Regions from separate parts of the Homo sapiens genome. Here region 1 is linked to region 2. A link is an interaction called in ENCODE POLR2A ChIA-PET data of the cell type or tissue named here. Cell type or tissue: OCI-LY7. All regions are shown on one strand. Region 1 overlaps DST (dystonin). Region 2 overlaps ZNF451 (zinc finger protein 451).

Region 1 (5,000 bases), 160 kb before region 2:
CAAATATACTGAAAATGACATGGTAGAACTGCTCAAGCAAAGCCTGTGGCCATCTCTAGCCTTCTTGTTATGAGAGAATAGAAATCCCTGTTTATTAATAACCCATTTTAAGTTGGGTTTTCTATTACTTAAATCTGAATGTCTCCATAACTTATAGAAGTTTTAATAATTAATTTGTATTTTCAAATGATCTTTATTAAATTGGTGTGGATGAGTTGGGGAAGGGGATGCAGAGAGACTTGTCCAGAGGCTTATTATAGGGCTTGAACCAAAGAAACAGCAATGGGAATACAACGAAAGGCAGAGTCCAGAGATATTTAAAAGAGAAGACAGATGGGACAGGATGGATGAGGGAGCCATCTATTCTATCTTCTATATTCCTAGTTTGAAAAACTGCAGGGGTTTGGGGACTGGATGTGAGAATATTGCCATTCTCCAAAATAGATGCATAAGATGTGGTAAAAGACTGATGATTCAGTTTTGCACATGTTCAGTTTGAGATGCCAATGGGACATCTATGGGAAAATGAGGAAAAAGCAGGTGACTCTGAACCTAGAGATCAAAAGTGAGGTCTAAATTTGATAGGCAGATTTCAGAGTAACCATGATATGGGGATAAACTAAAACAGTGAGTATGGTGAGATCCCACAAGTAAAATCTAAATAAGCAAAAATGAGGCCCAGCAAACCTATTGCCAGAAAGTAGTGCTTGGTTGGGCAGCACATATATGAAAATTGGAAAGATACAGAGAAGATTAGCATGGCCCCTGCACAAGGATGAAACACTGAAATATAAATTTGTGAAGCATTCCATATTTAAAAAAAAAAAAGAATGAAGATTAGTGGCTGCCTATAGGTAAAGGATGAAGGAAGGAGGGGAATAGGGAATAATTGCTAATGGGTATAGGTTTATTTTGGGGGTGATGAAAATGTTCTAAAATTAAATTGTGATGATGGTTGCACAACCTTGTGAATATACCAAAAACCACTTAATTATACACTTAAATGGGTGAACTGTATGGTACGTAAATTATATCTCAATAAAGCTGTTTTCTTCTTTTAAGTAGGCCCAAGACAGGGAATATCAAGTTATAAGTAGGAAGAGGATTCAGTGCAGAAACAGAGAGAGCCAGGGCCAGAAAGGGGCAGGGGATTAAGAGGGTGTTGTCTAGAAACCAGGAAGGAAATATCAAGAAGGAATCAGTGGCCAATAGTATCAAATACTGGATAGATCAACTAAATTAAAGACTGAAACAATCAATATATCAATTTGGAAATCATTGGTGACCTAAGTGTGAGTGGTTCTAAATAGTAGCAGCAGAAGCCAGATTAAATTGAGGAATAAGTGAGAGGTGAGGAATAGAAGGTAACAAAGAAGCTTTTTCAGGAAACTTTTCTTGTCAAGAGAAGAGTTGGTGACATAGGGAGGTTTTGTGCTGTTGCTGTTATTTCCAATAGGAAGCACATATGATGTTTATAGGTAAGGGAAAGGAGCCAGCAGAGAAGGAGCAATTGAGGATAAAGAAGGAGGGGATGACTAATAGAATATCCCCCAAGATGGGAAGAAAAGAATTCACAACATAAGCATAAAATATCAGTGTGGACGACAGATGAATTTTTCATTGGACTGGGAAGGAAGGCTAAGATGCCAGTTAGTTCGTAGGTGCAATAAGTTTAAGGAGCTATTACTTGATACATTAATTGTGAGTCAGGAGATAAAAAGTCACTGGCTGAAGGTAAGGGAGTAGGCCTGAGGATTTCATAGGAGGGTAAACATTTAGGAATAATTATTATAGGAGAGAAATTTTAAAGGAAGAAGTTGAAAAGTTGCTACATACATTTCAAATACTTTCAAAAACTTTAATGTATTTCAGTCAATAAAAAGGTCTTTTACATAATGAATTACCTGCAAATTTATTATACTTCATATTAAAATTTGTAATGACCACACTAAACACATGAGCAAGTTCCCATAAATCCCTGGAGAGATGGTGTCTGCAGTCAGAATATAACCCAATGATGCTGATCCTTGGACCTCAAAAATATGGTACCCATCAAAAACTCAGCCTCGGGGTCACCAGAAAGGCCCCCAACTGGCCATTTTCCAAGGCCCTCTGCAGCAGAGGCCATAACTCTTTGTTCTCCCTGGGTGAAAGAAGAGTGATTGGACGGTTTTGTTATAGTTGCTGGAAAAGAAATCAAATGGTGATTTTTTGCTACTCTCTCTTTTTTTTTTTTTTTTTCTGAGACAGAATCTTGCTCTTTCACCAGGCTGGAGTGCAGTGGCACGATCTTGGCTCACTGCAACCTCCACCTCCCAGGTTCAAACGATTCTTCTGCCTCAGCCTCCCGAGTAGCTAGGACTACAGGCGTGCGCCACCACACCCAGCTAATTTTTGTATTTTAGTAAAGACGGGGTTTCACCATGTTGACCAGGATGTTCTCCATCTCCTGATCTTGTGATTCACCCACCTCAGCCTCCCAAAGTTCTGGAATTACAGGCGTGAGCCACCACGCCCAGCCTGCTTCTCTTAAGAGGACTCACAGCAGATGCCCTCCTAAAGTGTTCAAATAAAATAATGTTATGTCAAAGCCTTTTGTCAACTGTCATGTAGTATACACGAATCATTTTTATTATAGCTGACACTTATGTCTACTTCCAGCACTATATTCCTTTATGCAATCTCAAGAGTCCCTTTCTCTAACCATACTGGTGTACACCAAGCTCTGAAAACAGGCATGTGCTTTCCTAAATCTTGTCTATCCTCATGCCCTTATACCAACCTGGGATTTTGCTCTCATTTCTCTGAATCTACTCAGGTACAGTGGACCCCACTTATCCACCACAGATCCATTCCAAGACCCCAGTGGATGCCTTAAACCATGAATAGTACTAAACCCTATACATACTATGTTTTTTTCCTATACAAACACACCTATGATAAAGTGTAATTTAATTAAGTAAATCTGATGCAACACATTGCCATCAATCAGAATATGTTTTCTATTCATGTCTTCCACCCACATATTTAATGTCTTTTCCATCCTAACTAAGCACTCATCATGCCCTGTGGCCATAACTTTTACAGTTTAAAGTGTGACAGCAAAACTATCAGGAATTTCTTTTTCCTTCTTCACAATTTCACAGATAGAAGATTCATTCTTGTGGTATATCTCAGAAGCTTCAGCATACGATTTTTTTTTCCTTTCCTTACTAAGTCAAGAAGTTTTACCTTTTCACTTTAAGGAAGCATTTTGTGGCTTCTCTTTGGCATATCTGAATTGCCAGCATCACTACTCTTGCACTATGGGGCCATTATTAAGTAAAATAAGGGTGACTTGAACACAAGTGTGGCAATACAGTTGACGGTAAACCTGATAACTGAGATGGCCAGAGTATAAAGTATGTATTTGCTAGACTAAGGGATGATTCACATGTTGGGCAGGACAAAGTGGGATTGGAGCAGGGCAGCTCAGGGTTCCATCGGGCTACTCAGAGTGGCACGCAATTTCAAACTTATGAATCCTTTATTTCTGTAATTTTCCACTCAATATTTTCACACCACAGTTGGCCACGGGTAACTGAAGCCATGAAAAGCAAAACCACACAGAAGAGGGGACTACTGTACTTACCATACAACCTTCAGGCTTCAGCATAAATATCACTCCTCTTGGAAGGCTTCTCTAACCACTTGAGCTAGAAGCAACCATTTCACCAGAACTATTCCAACCATTCCTTTTCTATACATAATTTGTTACTTGGTATTTACGCTAATGATGCTTTTTTCTTTACCTGCCTTAAGCACCTAGAAGACAGGAATCATGTTTTCATGGTGCCTCTACAGCATGACACTTTGTATGTAGTAGATACTTGGCCTATTACTTCTGGAAGGGGATCAGAGATCATTCTCACATTACCAGTCATAATACAAAATCTAAGTATCAGTGACAAAAGAGACTTGACCAAGGTGACACAGTTAGTTTGTGGCAGAGCTAGAACCCAAAACCAGAATTTTGAACTCATATTCTTATAATCCTTACATTATGCCAATAATTATTGTTATTACCCTAGTTCCATTTTGCCATCCAGATCTCAAAGAGAGTCATTCTTGAGCCTTAAGATTACATAAAGATGCAAACTTCTCTGGAAAATATTTTGTTTCAATTCTAATCTAGATGAATTTAATTGGCTTGGATGCATGAAAAAAAGTGAGAGTTTTTGTTTGTTTGTTTTTGTTGTTTTGTTTTTGTGTTTTGTCACCATGTAGCTAAAGTCAGCGTTAATTATATGGTAGTGTTGACTCTGGTATGATAAACTCTGTGAATAGGATTAATTTGTCTTTTTTACATATGTATTGGCTGTACACTTTTACACAGCAGCCTCCGATGCTCTCATTGCATTTGTGATTCATAGTTGGAAACGGCACAGCAGTTCAGTTAGCATAACAGAAAAAACCAGTAACTATAAAATTTCAGCACTGACATTGGGAGTGACCTAGAAGGAACTGTCAAGGGCAGGGGCTCCATCTCTAACCCTTTGTTAGCCCTATTGTCTAACACAGTACTTTGGACAGAAAGAGAAAATAAATGTGTTTATTTGAAAAATAATTGGGTGACACTCAGTGAATACTACATCATGTGCACACTTACAACTTATGGCTGATTTAATTAGTGTAAATTAATTTAGACCTAAAACGTAACTCTAGACAAATTATTTATTTATAAAGATAACCTAATTATAAAGGATTTCTCAATAATAAACTATCACTTTCCCTAATCCACTAAATTAGGTAATTCTTAATGAAAGATGAAAATTTAATGAGATGCTGTGAAATGTGGTTATTTTGCTGGCCATTCTCCAATGATTTGGTACAGGGACACTTGAGGAACATAATGAGGACAACAGGGCTTAGGTGGACCATTGTTTCATTTAGGATAACTTACATAATCACTGGAAAAAAACTAAAGGATTTGCCAGTTCAGTATTATAAGAAATGTCAAC
Region 2 (5,000 bases):
TCCCTTCCTGGATGAACAGAATATTGTTTTATTAAATCTTCTCTTATTAGTGGAATATTTTTTACTTCTTTGTCTTTTCATTTACTTGTTTTTTGTTATAATGAAAACTTTACTAGTGTTTGGTACCATTGAGATAACTTATTACTGGAAATTTTGTTTGCTTCCTGTGGGATATATCTGGAAGTGGTCATAGTCCAACCATGTCCTTTTGATGTTGTTAGCATATCAGTTATTCTATGTATTGATCTTTTCTTCTCCTGTATTCAACACCTCTTTCTGAAAGGATGTCTGATCTTCCCATAATCGCTTTGATGTAGATGATATTTTTATTCTATCAGTGTATACTAGACAGGATTTTGATGTGGCTTTGTATTTGTATATTTAAATACCATGTCTTTAAAGCATTATTAGAAGAGATATTCTAGTTTCTTCTAATGTCCCTTTTAAAAAAAATATAGCCAGTCCAATATCTCAAACTACTTTGATTTTTGAACTTAAATCAACTTTTAGTGCTACCTTGTTTAATGGTAGTAGTATTTTCTCATTTCTACATGTTCACACAAGTTTATTATATATAGTTTATGGTCATATGTATCTTATAAAAATTTTGAAGCCCATCCCCATGGATTTATTATAATACAGCTCTGATATATCTTAAAGTTAACCCGTTTTCCGTAGATGTTAAGGGCTTTACTGGTTGAGGTAACCTATTTCAAATGGTCTGTTGGGTTTTGTGGTACCTTGTCAAGAATTCAATAAGAATTCTCAGGCTGTCTGTATTTTCTTTTAGGACTTTGGAGATCTCTCAAGTTGTACTGTTTTCTAGTATTCCTGAGTATATTCCTTTGGTAACGTGAAAGTAAATAGTTTATATTTGATGATTTTTTTTTTTTTTTTTTGAGACGGAGTCTTGCTCTGTCACCCAGGCTGGAGTACAGTGGTGAGATCACGGCTCACTGCAAGCTCTGCCTCCCGGGTTCACGCCATTCTCCTGCCTAAGCCTCCTGAGTAGCTGGGACTACAGGCGCCCGCCACCACACCCGGCGAATTTTTTGTATTTTTAGTAGAGATGGGGTTTCACCGTGTTAGTCCAGGTGGTCTCAATCTCCTGAACCTTGTGATCCACCTACCTTGGCCTCCCAAAGTGCTGGGATTACAGGCGTGAGCCACAGTGCCCGGCCTGTATTTGGTGATATTTTAAAAAATTCTACTTTGACCTTAAGTGCTTCAAGAATTGTGTTCAGTTAGTAGTCCTTTTGTAAGACTAACTTTCATATGCTATCTTTGCTCCATGAGCTATCATAGTACTGTTTTCTTTCATTACCCGTAAGAGTGGCTCTATCACAGCATTTACTGTTAAGGGCTACAGTTAGACCTCTTGTTAACTCTACTTTTATTTGTGATGGCTGTGTTTCACACTACCTTGATTTATAAATGTAGTAATGTGTTAAATAACTATATGTTGTGGTCCCTTAATACCTCTTTTGATTGGTGAGGTAACAGTGATGTGGATGATGAAATAAAAACGTTTCCCCAAGTCACTAAACACAGTTTTCAATTCATTTTTTTTTACATATTTAATTTACATCTAACTACTGTTAGGTATGCAGCCCGTTCCTTTTTGCCTTCAGTAGAATATAGTTATATAAGTAGTCTCATTTAGATTCTTGGGACAGAACGGCCTGTGTATTGATCTTTCTTTAATGGCTTGGAACAGCTTCTATATATTCTGACAGGTCTTGGAAGCATGTTAATATCCGTGTGTTTAATTGTCATCTTCCTGCCTGGGAAGGCAGTAGAAGAAAGAATCTACATTTGTATAGTCTGTAGTACAGGCTCTGTGCTGATTGCAAGGCACTCTTGAGAGAAATTCATTCTTATTTTGCAGAAGAAGAACTGAAACTTCATTAAGTCATTAAGCAACTTGCTCAGGTGGTGGAACTGAGCTTTAAATATGGACTTTTTCCAGTCTCAATTCAGCATTATACTAGGCTGCCTCCATGTGTTTTTCAAAGCCCCATTCAAGTTTTACTTCTATGGTAAACTAATTTTACATACACAAATCTTTTCATTTTCTGAACTTCCTTTATGGCTTTACTGTCACCCCACTAGTATTTGATGTCTTAGCTATTAACTAATTCCTGATTATTTCACTTGTCACATCAGGAACCCTATCCTCTTAGTTCTCCCATTGAGATTTCACTGCTGGACTAAGATTATTCTTGATTCGTAGTCATTGGTTTCTGTTTCCATTCATTTTCAGCACTGATTATGTTAATCGTATTGCTTGAGTTTTTTCTTTGTTCAATGTTGTTTATTACATTCATTTTGTTTCATATACACACATTTTTTTTTTTTAACTGGCATTTTGAGGATATTGGTTTAATGGAAGGAAAAAGGAATGGTGCAAAGCACATGGTATTTGAATTCCAAAGACCTTGACCCTCAGCATTAGCAAGTCACTTGTTTTCTGAGCCTCAGTTTTCTTACTCTCAAATGAGGTAATATCCGAAAGTACTTTGACAACACACTAAAGCCTGATGCAGATTTCCTTTTTGAAGTAATTGTGCTGTTTCTATTCATATTGGATATGGTATTCTATGGTATTGGCTATAGATACATACATTTTAAAATGTTATTTAACAGCATGTAAATGTTCATTTCATGCCATGTGATCATGTTCCCCTTTATGATTTTTTAAGGCTGTCTTACAAGCCTAACAGTGTACTAAGTCATTAAAAGATATATTTAAAGTAAAATAGTCTCTTTTCTCAAGTACAAGCTAAGAAATGCTCATAATAATAAAATAAGAGAATGTAGAATGAGGAGTTAGAGTGTATATGTATGTGTATACAATTTTTGATAGATGGTATTTTGTTATTTCATATCTGTGTTGAAAACAGTCTTTTAGTTTGTCAGACATCTTTTTCAGTACCTGCTATGTGCAGGCAGGTATTGAGAAAGGTCTGAGAATACTGAGGGTTAATAAGAGATGGTATATTCTCCAGAGAAATAAATACCACTAAAGTATAAGAGCAGATGTCCTTTTTGGAAGAATGCCTGTGGTGATGGAATAAGAAAAGCCATATAGAGGGGTGAGGAAAAGCTTTTCTTACCAAGTGTGTGAGCTGAGTTTTGGAGGATGATTAGGCAAGAGTTAGTTGGCCTGGTGGAGAAACAGGAGCCAGACATTCAGCTGGAGGAACAGGAGTGTGGAACAGTGTGGGTAACACAATGGGGTGTGTCTGGTTTCAGAATTATAAGAAATAGTCTTTAGGGGGAACAGAAATGAAGGAGACTAAATAGATGATGATAAATTATCTGTGAATATGTACTGGTTCCTACATATTCAAAGTGTGCTAAGTTTGTACAGCCATTACTTGTAAGGTTCTAGGAGTTGTCTCTCTAGGGGTTGGTTTGTACCATAGTCCATTATGTACATCTAGAACAATTCTTTCTTTCCCGGAACTGAGCCCAAGGTGGGCTTTCTACAGTGCACCTCTGGCTCTGGGGCAGCTCAAGCAATCAGAAAGAACTGAGGCACTGGTAGAAAACAACTCTGAGGATGAACAGGATAATGTTCCTGAAGTGGAATGTGGTATCCCTTCATGGTTAAATGGTTGCATACTTCAGGGTCACCTATGGAAAGGTGTCCTCAGGGTAGCTAAAAGTGGTTAATTTCCTTGTGTTTTGACTTACAGATCATTTCTAGGTGGACTTGGGGAAAATAAAGTTACTTATAAAAATATTGCTTCATTGGCATTTGGAGGTGTTGTATTGAAGGAGGAAGTGGGTTCCTATCACCAGAACCCTCTCTAGGTGTTTCAGATAGGAAACTGGGTTGTAGACCTTGTCCCAGTAATATCTCCAGCAGCTCCAACACATTTTGTCAACTTCGTATTCGTTTTTTAAGTTTTTTTCCTTGCTGTTGGCCACCTTTACCTTCTTTTTTTTTTTTTTCCTTCTTTTTCCCTTATTTTTTGAGACAGTCTCACTCTGGCGCCCAAGCTGGAGTACAGTGGGGTCATATCGGCTAACTGCAACCTCCACCTCCCAGGTTCAAGCGATTCTCCTGCCTCAGCCTCCCAAGTAGCTAGGATTACAGGCGCATGCCACCATTCCTGGCTAATTTTTTGTATTTTTAGTAGAGATGGGGTTTTGCCATGTTGGCCAGGCTGGTCTCGAACTCCTGACCTCAAGTGATCTGCCCACTTTGGCCTCCCGAAGTGCTGGGATTGCAGGCGTGAGCCACCGTACCAGGCCCCATTCCCACTTTTACTTTTATTTTCTCTACAGTTCATCCTTTTTTTTTTTTTTCCTTCTGTGCCAGAGGTGGAACAGTGGCACTCAGGGTTAAAAAACTCCCTTTTGCTTTGTCACACTTCATATTCAGAGTTACTGTGGGGTTTTTTTGTTTTTTTTTTTTTGTTTTTTGTTTCTTGAGACGGAGTCTCACTCTGTCGCTGAGGCTAGAGTGCAGTGGTGCGATCTTGGCTCACTGCAACCTCTGCCTCCCGGGTTCAAGCGATTCTCTTGCCTCAGCCTCCCGAGTAGCTGGAATCGCAGGCACCTGCCACCATGCTCAACTAATTTTTGTATTTTTAGTAGATACAAGATTTCACCATGTTGGCTAGGTTGGTCTTGAACTCCTGACCTCAGGTGATCCACCTGCCTCGGCCTCCCAAAGTGCTGGGATTGTGGTTGTGAGCCACCACGCCTGGCCGTATATTTTAAAAATCTCTTAAGGTCCAGTTACTGTTATATTTTGGTCCTGTACTGAAGGAGGATGTAAGTCATTTTCCTAAAATGATTTTTATAGAGATAGATGTTGGCAGTTTACTCAAAAGAGAATATAGGAAAATCTTTTTTAACAGGTTTGGTGGGACTAGCCTTATTCACTGAATAAAGTACTTTACAGAATGGAGTATATCTATATGTGTGTTTTAAGATTTGTTCATACAAAGCAGATGTTCTGTGTACTTTGTATTTGTAAACAACTA

What was found. Peaks named below come from ENCODE experiments on the same cell type or tissue, not always from the same donor. Only the 100,000 strongest peaks of a DNase experiment are listed, where the experiment ranks them.
Region 1: POLR2A ChIA-PET joins it to region 2 with 5 read pairs; 2 of 35 experiments call an interaction of 5 or more read pairs at or near these places.

The regions. Positions count from the first base shown.
Region 1 is chr6:56,945,027-56,950,026 of GRCh38, forward strand. The region is part of intron 2 of DST (dystonin); the gene reads right to left. It also overlaps the pseudogene RNU6-626P. Among named protein-coding and RNA genes, the nearest start is that of DST, 7.3 kb to the right of the region's middle. In OCI-LY7, no CTCF peak of the experiment used is centred here; no DNase peak of the experiment used is centred here.
Region 2 is chr6:57,106,958-57,111,957 of GRCh38, forward strand. The region is part of intron 3 of ZNF451 (zinc finger protein 451); the gene reads left to right. Among named protein-coding and RNA genes, the nearest start is that of ZNF451, 19 kb to the left of the region's middle. In OCI-LY7, no CTCF peak of the experiment used is centred here; a DNase peak (open chromatin) is centred at 1,924; H3K4me3 peaks cover 284 bases; H3K27ac peaks cover 1,199 bases.